Regions from separate parts of the Homo sapiens genome. Here region 1 is linked to region 2. The links are chromatin contacts, found by Hi-C in ENCODE. All regions are on one chromosome and are shown on one strand. Each heading gives the region's core, a stretch centred on a gene start or an enhancer-like site at or near the end of the contact. The rest is flanking DNA. Distances are from core to core; before and after follow the strand shown. Region 1 holds the start of MIRLET7A1HG (miRlet-7a-1/let-7f-1/let-7d cluster host gene). Region 2 has its middle 17 kb from the start of FBP1.

Region 1 (4,565 bases), core at 997-3,496, 490 kb before region 2:
CATCTTTTCATATTTATTGGCCATTTTCTTTTGTAAATTGTCAGTTCACATCCTTTTTAAACAGTCCATATTTTAATAGGAGTGTTCACTTTATCCTATTGATTTGAAAAAAAAAATCCACTTTATTAAGGATAACATATTAGCAAATGCTTATGTAGTACTTATGTGTACCAAGCACTGTTCTTAGTTCTTAAGATGTTTATATTAATCTTTTCAACAGCCTGTAAGGTAAGTATTGTTATCCCTATTTTATAGATGAAGAAACTGAGGCACAGAAAAGATATACAATTTGCCCGGTACATAGTTGTACAGCTAGGAAGAGGCAGAACTGGGATTCACACTTAGTAGTCTGGTTCCAGATCCTTGCTTTTAACCACTGGACATTCAAATTAATGTTTTGTCTCTTAGAGATTTTTTTAGACTTTTACAATATTTCCAATTTTTGTCTTTTAACTTCAAAGTTTTTAAAATTCAGTTTTCATTTATATTGTCAAATCCATTAACATTTTCCAAATGGATTCTACTTTAGCGTCATTTAGTTGACCTTCAAGGGTAAAAAATGAAGCACAGATAGGAAGGTAAAGGGTAATGTATGTCATATGCACTTTTGCAAACTCACCAAGAAGTTTCCGATGAACATATGAAGAAAATGTCAGAAGGGCTCATAGTGCTATAAGGCTTCTTATTTCTTCTAAAACACACTGGCCCACCAGCCTCTACTACCAACCTCTAATTGAGGCTCACAGTACCTCTTAACTCTGATATCCAACAATATCCTGGTTTATTTGCTAATGCTTTCTTCCCACCTCAGCCTACTTCATCATTATTAGATATCATTTAATCCTACCCTACTGCTGTGCTAGGTACTTGGCATAGACAGGAACAAAACAGTTTCTGCCCTTGAAGAGTTCCACATCCCCTGCAGCATAACCACACTCTTCCCCTGAACTGTACTCGATCTAGCTCTGGGGCCTGCTCTCTCCTTTCTCAATATATCTTCTAACCTCAAGAAGTCCTCCCCAAATCCTACCCATGGCTTAAGCTCAAGTTTCCCCCCCTCTAGTTTCTTGTTCACTTTAGCTCACAAAATAAAGTCCCCATTAAAAACAAAACGAAACAAACTCCTTTGGCACTTATTGCATACACTAATATGAGTGCTAAAAGGGGAGCTGATACCACCACCTAAGATCATAAATGTAAACGTACAGCATGTCAAGTACTATTTCCCATAGTTCTATTACAGACAAGGACCCACTTTTTTAAAAGTGTTGCACAAAGTCACAATGAATTACAAAAAGCAGAGCTACAGCCCAGGTCTTGCGGTTCCCAGCCATAAAATCTTAAAACTGGCAGAGACCTCAAACGACACCTTAACTAGTGATTTCAGAGTCCTAGCATGTGAAAGTTGTAATGGGGATGGAGGAACTGGGCTTTGGATTAATTTTAAAACAACAAAATCAAGGATTGCTTTGAAAAACATTTGAAGACAAAAATCTTCAAAACATGGGTTGGAAAAGATAACAAAAAAAAGCTCAGGGAGGCTGAGGTGGGAGGATCTCTAGAGTCCGGATGTCGAGGCTACAGTGAGCCGTGACCCACGCCACTGCACTCCAGCCCTGGAGAAAGAGCGAGAGACCGTGTCTCGAAAAAACAAACAACAAAAAAACCCTCAGACCCCAAAACGTCAAGGAATAAAAGTAAAAGGTTGGGCGGACACAACTCCTCCATTTGACAGATGAGCAAACTGAGGCACAGAACTCCAGGAGGCCTGGCCAAGGCCTCCTGGAGGGAACAGGGTCAGTTGACGGAAAAGAGCCAGAGGCTGCACGCTGGACAGCGTTCGGACCTTCCGGGTCGCGCACGTGTAAATTGCCCCCAGGAGCCTGAGGGAGCAAAGCAGCCGCCCCGCCCCGCGGGCAGCGCGTTCAGCGGCCACGTGACACAGCCAGCCCATCACGCGCAAAGGGCAGGGCCTGGAGGACACCACCCCCGCCACTCTCTCAGCCCTCCACTAGGAAAGAAGGAGATGGTATTGGTGGGCGGGCCAGACCCGCCTCCCCCACGGTGGCCACCCCGCGCGAGGCGGGCCCAGCCGCCGCCCTCCAGTGAGGGGACGGACGAGCTCAGCTAGGCCAAGGCGAAAGAGCGACGCGCACTTCAATCAGACGGCTTCACCAATGGGCTTGCGCGCTTTCCGCGGCGCCCGCCCCTGCATCGGCCTCCCGGCGACCGCGCTGCTTTCCCTCAGGCCGCCGCGGCGGCGCCCGCCCGCGCCTCCATCCGGGTCCTGGCGCGGTGCTCTCCCGGCAGCGACGGGCGCGAGGGCCGGGGCATTCCCACGGCCGCGACGGCCCTCTCCGCGAGCGCGAGGTGGGTATGGCGGACGCGGCAGCGAGCGCGGGTCCGTCGCCATTTTATTTCGCGGAGACTCGCGGCAGCGGGTGGGCAGAATGGGAGAGCCGTGCGCCGGCCCGCGCCTGTCCGGCTAACGCGGGCTGGGACTGGTGGGGCGGCCTGCCCCCTCCAGCGGGCGGGTGGCCCCGGGGGGCCGGCGGGCTGCTAGCGGAAGTCGCGGGCGCTCGGGGCACGGGGGAGGGGTGCCGCGTGGCCGCCGCGGGGCCGGCTCCAACCCCCTCCGCTTCCCGCCCAGCTCCTCACCGACAGGGCGGGGGAGGGGGGGTCATTCTTCACATTCCTTACCCCGCCCTTCCCCCCGCTTCAATCAAACTTGGGGCGGGCGGAAGGCCCGCCTTCCGGCCGGCGCCTGTTGGCCGGCGCCGCCTCTGACTGTGGCGTGACTGGTTGTAGGCGCCGCCAGGTGCCTCTGACGTCACTTCCGCTATCAAGTTTGTGGGCCGGGGAGACCTTGGCCTTGGGGGTTGGGATGAAGGAGGGAAGGTAGGAAGTGCGAGGGGCGGGGGGACAGGGCGGGAAGGCGCGGGCGGGGAGGGCGGGAGAGTCGTGGCTGGCTGCATGCCCCTGCTCCCCGCGGCCAAGTGCAGCCTCCCTTCCTGAAGCAGCTGCTGCGGCTGGAGGTCCGCTGCGGCAGCCGTCCTTGGCGAGGGGGAGGGGAACGCGGGAGCGGGAGGAAATCGTATCCCGGGGGACGGGGCTTGGAGATTTGCGACTCGGTGTCACCGGAAACAGCGCTGGCCTTTTGAGTCGACGCTGCAAACTCTTGGAACCGAGTGCCTCTCAGAAGGCTTGCTAATAAACTTCCCGGGCGGGCTCTAGTGTGAGGAATGTGGTAACCTGTATGTCCTTGGCCAGTAATGCCCTTCGGTCTTTCAACTTTTTACAGTAGATTCTGTGTCAGAGGTAATGGTATGTATTCTTCAACTTACCGGTTTTTAAAAAATTGACTAACGAGAGGGCGGGCAGACAGGAAAAAGGCAGGGAAGACAGTGAATGTTAAAATTTTGAGGTAAATCAGGAGACTGGTTGAGTTTTGCTTTTTAACTTCATTGATAATACTGCTTTCTTGGCATACAGTTCCTAAAGTTAAAGCATCATGTGGCATTCCTTTGCATTTATTTCTGTTGGCCTGAAGTATAAGAACATTGAATGTCAAATTCCAAATTTATGTGTAGTTTAGGAAATAATTGTTTATATCCAGAATTCTTTTGGTGTTTGGCGGGGTCTGGTTTTATTTACTGTATATTCGGGAAGTATGTGTAGTTAGGGAAGTAAAAACTTGGAAGTTACTTTGGGTTTTGTGAGAATGTTTGATTCATTATACATATTTGTTAAAAGTTTACTTTGAAACTTCAACTTTGAGAATAGACAAATTTCTTGACGTCCTGTAAATTCAGTGGTATTATATAGCATTTTAAAATTTATCACTTAGGTGCAATTACAGTGTGAGGGGAAAAGTTAACTTTTTTGAATAGTTACATTGCAGTGACAGCAAGAGAGTATTTTTATGTGTAGACAGGCTGTGGGTTCCCCTCACTTAAATTGAAGCTCTGTTGAACTTGAGACACTTAAGAATCTTGCAAGTGTGAAAAGTGGAGTGAAACAAAACCATTTCTAAAACGAAAATGTGTAACTGCGTTCAGTTTTACACAGTGAAGAAATAAGTATTAAACAAGTTAGTCTCAAACGTTTATATCTTAAGGTCATTTTATTCCTGTTATCATTAACTAGACATATCTTGGTTTAGAGAGCAGCACACAAGACATTGTGTACTTTTAATAGCTAAGATAGTATAATAACTACTCATATGGGAATTACCGAGTGTTAAGAGCGCCAAACTAGTGTTTCAAACTGTAGGTCCTGAGTTATAGGGTCATGAAGTCACTTTAGTGGGTGGTGATCCGAATTTTTTAAAAAGTAGAAAATATTCCATTGAATACAAAATAGCGTGTTGATTCAGCTCGACACATGTGTATTCCTGTAAAATAATCCTGTGAAGCTGAGTGTCAAAAGTTGAAAAACAACTTCTGTAGGGTGTTTTTCTCGTTTATAGCATTGTGTAAAGTATTATAGTTTAATATTTTTTAACGAGTATTAAATGGGCTGTTTATATTTGGTGGAACATGAGCCACCTACTTTAGTTTCACAAG
Region 2 (4,210 bases), core at 527-3,026:
CCTTGAATAAAATCTGGAGGCTGTGGCTCTGCTTACCCTCAACAGTCAGCTAGGGGCACTTCTCCAATGACACACCCCATGTCCTTAGACTTCCTCAGTGGCTCAATGTCTAACATGAGGAAGCGAGAACATGGACATCCCAACGCTTGTGTAATTGTAACGACTGTCTGCAAAGCACTTCAGTGTTCCCAAATGGAAAGATTCCCCGGAAGTAGAAAGAGCTATTATTGTCCATTATGAGCATTCTTTCTAGAATCTTCTTCTTTCTACCCTCAACTGTGGCTTTTTAGACTAGCAGACATCTGCCAAAAGCCACTAACCCAGAGACACTGATTCTATCAAACAGCACAGTGGGACAGTCACTCTCCCAACTTTCTTTCTTTTTCTTTTTTCTTTTTTTTTTTGAGACAGAGTTTCGCTCTTGTTGCCCAGGCTGGCGTGCAATAGTGCAATCTCGGTTCACCGCAACCTCCACCTCCTGGGTTCAAGCGATTCTCCTGCCTCAGCCTCCCGAGTAGCTGGGATTACAGGCATGTGCCACCGTATCCAGCTAATTTTTGTATTTTTGGGAGAGACAGGGTTTCTCCATGTTGGTCAGGCTTGTCTCAAATTCCCCACCTCGGGTGATCCACCCACCTCAGCCTCCCAAAGTGCTGGGATTACTGTCATGAGCCACCAGGCCCGGCCCCCAACTTTCTTAATAATTAAATCCAATCTCTTGCTAGACAGACTTTTTTGTTGTAGTGCCAAGGCTGCTTGAAATTTTCATTTTGCTGTCTAATTTGCATAAACTTGTAATCAATAAGTTTTTGCCCTATACTTGGCCCCTACTCCTACCGTAGTAAAATATTCGATGCATATTTTTCATGGAAATATTGAAGAAACATACATTCTCAGACAAGAAACATCAAATGTGGCCATTGCTTTTGTACCACTCAATATGCAACTCAGACTGGTTGAAATTTAGACCAAATGGTAACATCCAGAAGAAGATAGGACCACAGAGCTAAGGAGGGCTGCAGTGGGCTGAATATGGTGCCACTGCCCACAGTGTCCACCCAGAATCTGGGATGGTGGCCTTATTTGGGAAATGGGGTCTTTGAAGATGTAATCAAGTGAAGGCTGTTGCCATGTGATCATCCTGAATTACCCAGGTGAGCCCTAAACCCAATTACAAGTGTCCTCACAAGAGAAAGGCAGAGAGAGATTTGAAACACACAGAGCAGAAGGTGATGTGGAGGTGGGACAGAGACCCAGCGAAGCAGCCACATGCTGAGGAGCGCCTGGAGCTGGAGGAGGCAGGAGAGGACTCGTCCTGAGCCGTCAGAGGAAGGACAGCCCTGCCGCCACCTTCATTTCAGACTCGGCTTCCAGAACCGCAGGAGGACACAGTTCTGTGGCTATGAACCACCCGATTTGTGGTGCTTGGTTATGGCAGCCACAGGAAATGAATACAGAAACTATTCAAATCCCCTGGTTGAATTCCTTTATTTTACAGATGAGAAAAATAACAGCATTCGCAAGCGACACACAGTTTATGAAATGTTTTCACAGAGTGACCATGTTCAGTCTTCATAGCAATTCTGTGAGGTGGTAGTTTCTGCCTGTTAAAAGGAAAACTGAGGCAAACTACATTTAACAGAGTTTAATTGAGCAAAGAATGATATGGGAATCAGGCAGCCCCCTGACCAGAAGAGGTTCAGAGCGTCTCTGGTGCTGCCGTGTGGTGAGAGTCTTTACGGGCAGAGAACGGAAAGTGAAGCACAGAAAACAGAAGTGAGGCAGAGAAACAGCCTGATTGGCTACAGCTCAGCGTTGGCCTTACTCGAACACAGTTGGAAGACTTGGCCACCTGTGAGTGGTTGAAGTATGGTTGCTTGTCACAAGAGTAGGTTACAGCCCCTTTCACATCCAGTTAAGTGACAGTTCCCTTTGTGCAGAGAAGCCTTTAGCCACACAGGTCCCAAATGTAACATAACATTTGTTACACTTAAAATAAGTAAGGAGGCAGCTGTAGGCTAAATTTAACATGCCTGGGAGGAGGGAACTGAAGCTCAAACCAGAAGCAGCAGATAGATGGGTCTGCAAATTTCATGCGTTTTCCACCAGATCTCTGCCTGTGGCTCAGAGAGGTGTGGCAGCACAGCTACCTCACACAGCTGCTGAGAAACAGGCTTGGATACAGGTCTTTTTTTTCTCCCCACTTTTGCTTCAGATCTCTACCCAGGTATAACGAGCTGCATCTCAAGGTCAGAACGACTGAACAATAAAGAGGTTGGTTCAACAGATGACCTCAAAACTCATAACCTACATCCCGAAGCTAAAGAAAAACTTACGTCTCCAAAAAGAGGTGTAGTTAGCTGCAGGTTATTTGAATGAGCAGCACATGCTGTGCATTTGCTTTAAGATTCTCCAAACACGCAGAAAGCCAAGCTAATCCTCAGCGCTCCCATGCCAATCTGGTGTGGGGACCCTCCACTCCAGGCTGCCTTGTAGAATGCCTTATTGATGTGCGGCAAGGGGCACCCCATGAAAGTCCCAACAGCTCTGAAGGTAATGAGCAAATAATCCAGTTGAGCAAGCAATCAAAGAACAATAACAATTGTCTTGTGACAATACCCCCCAGTTTGTAATTAGTTAGCTTAAATTAGTTTAAATTCACTTCATTTGGAAGATTTTGCCTCTGAGGCAGGCCAAGGCTCTCTTTCAGAGGCCAATTAGATTAAATTAGAAGTGGCACATTAGCTGGGGAGACTTCATTCATTTTGGGTTTTTGCAGCCTTAATTATGATGCAGACACAGCTGGAGTCATCCTTTGGAGGGTTTTCTTGCTTCAGCAGGCACTGGAGGCGACTGGATTCCTGGGAGAGGTGCTTTCAGTGGCGTGTGTGGCCAACCAAGCCACCCAAGGCTACTTTGTCACCAGATTCTGCTCTTGGCCCATTCCCCCAGCTGCTGTGGGAGAGTCACAGGAAGTGAGGAATCCTAAGAAGATCTTCCTTTTTCAAAACAGCTTCATCAAGGTGCAATTAACAGACAAGAAACTGCACACACTGAAAATACACACTTTGGTATGTTTTCACATGTCTATACCCATGGAACTACCACCACAATCAGAATAATAAGTATATTGAAGGAAATGAAAATATTTCACTCCAAAATATACTTTTTGGCATATTTTAAGATGGCTATTCAAAAGGGCTAGAAATCCAAGAATAGCTGAAAAGCTGTCTTGCTGGGGGAGGTTTGCGTCCATAGAGACCATCTTTGTGAGCCAGGCCTCCTCTTCTGCCCCTGCCATAAGCTGATTTGTCATCTTTTTTTTCTTTTCTTTTTTTTGAGACGGAGTCTCGCTCTATTGCCCATGCTGAGGTGCTGAAGTGCAGTGGTGTGACCTCGGCTCACTGCAACCTTTACCTCCTAGGTTCAAGCGATTCTCCTGTCTCAGCCTCCCGAGTAGCTGTGACTACAAGTGCATGCCACCACGCCCAGCTATTTTTTTTTTTTGGTATTTTTGTATTTTTAGTAGAGACAGGGTTTCACCATGTTGGCCAGGCTGCTCTCGAACTCCTGATCGCAGGTGATCCACCCGCCTCAGCCTCCCAAACTGTTGGGATTACAGGCGTGAGCCACCGCACCTGGCCCCCCCGACTTGCCATCTTAACCCACTGTGGGCCACCCTCAGATCCCCTGTTCTCTCTGTAACCTCGAGGAGATACACAAGCTTCTGCACCCGTGGGGGTTGGGGTCATCTTTCTGTGATTTTCCCTCCATGCACGTTGATAAATTTGTATGCTGTTTCTAGTATTAGTCTGCCTTTTATAAATTGATTTTTCAGCAAGTTTTTAGAGGATGCAGGGGAGCTTTTTCCCTTGGTCCCTGCAATATCTATCCATTGCCCCCAGAAATTTCCTCGTGTAATTTTGTCATCTCTCCCTCCACCCCTTCCCTCTCACACAGACTCGGGCAACAACTGGTCTGCTTTTGTCACCATAGACTACTTTGTATTTTCTAGGATTTTATATAAATGGAATCATACTACATGTACTCTTTTTTTGCTCTTTCGCAAAGCATAATTGAGATTTATCTATGTTGTTTTGAGTTATCAATAATTATTCCCTTTTTATTGCTAAGTAGCATTCTATCATCCAGATATACTACAGTCTGTTTATGTTTATCGTTGAGAAATTTGGACCTTTTCTAGGTTGGG

The links. A loop is a pair of places that touch in the nucleus more often than their neighbours do. Pooled maps may share reads with other maps.
Region 1: a map of B cell shows a loop between it and region 2 (12-fold over the local background). The contact joins the promoter of MIRLET7A1HG here to the enhancer-like site in region 2. A Hi-C loop is called at or near these places in 1 of 168 maps with a recorded cell type or tissue (B cell), 1 of 37 single-sample maps with no recorded cell type and 8 of 50 pooled maps.

The regions. Positions count from the first base shown.
Region 1 is chr9:94,164,012-94,168,576 of GRCh38, forward strand. MIRLET7A1HG (miRlet-7a-1/let-7f-1/let-7d cluster host gene) reads left to right here and starts at 2,247. Exons shown (of 5, transcript NR_170278.1): 1 at 2,247-2,370. RefSeq lists an enhancer at 1,612-2,176 and silencers at 1,872-2,671, 2,902-2,971.
Region 2 is chr9:94,654,600-94,658,809 of GRCh38, forward strand. No RefSeq gene overlaps it. Among named protein-coding and RNA genes, the nearest start is that of FBP1, 17 kb to the left of the region's middle. Within about 2 kb of position 1,777, at least 9 of the 41 ENCODE cell types and tissues checked have a DNase peak (open chromatin) inside an H3K27ac peak, as active enhancers do; they include B cell, where a contact is called at or near this core.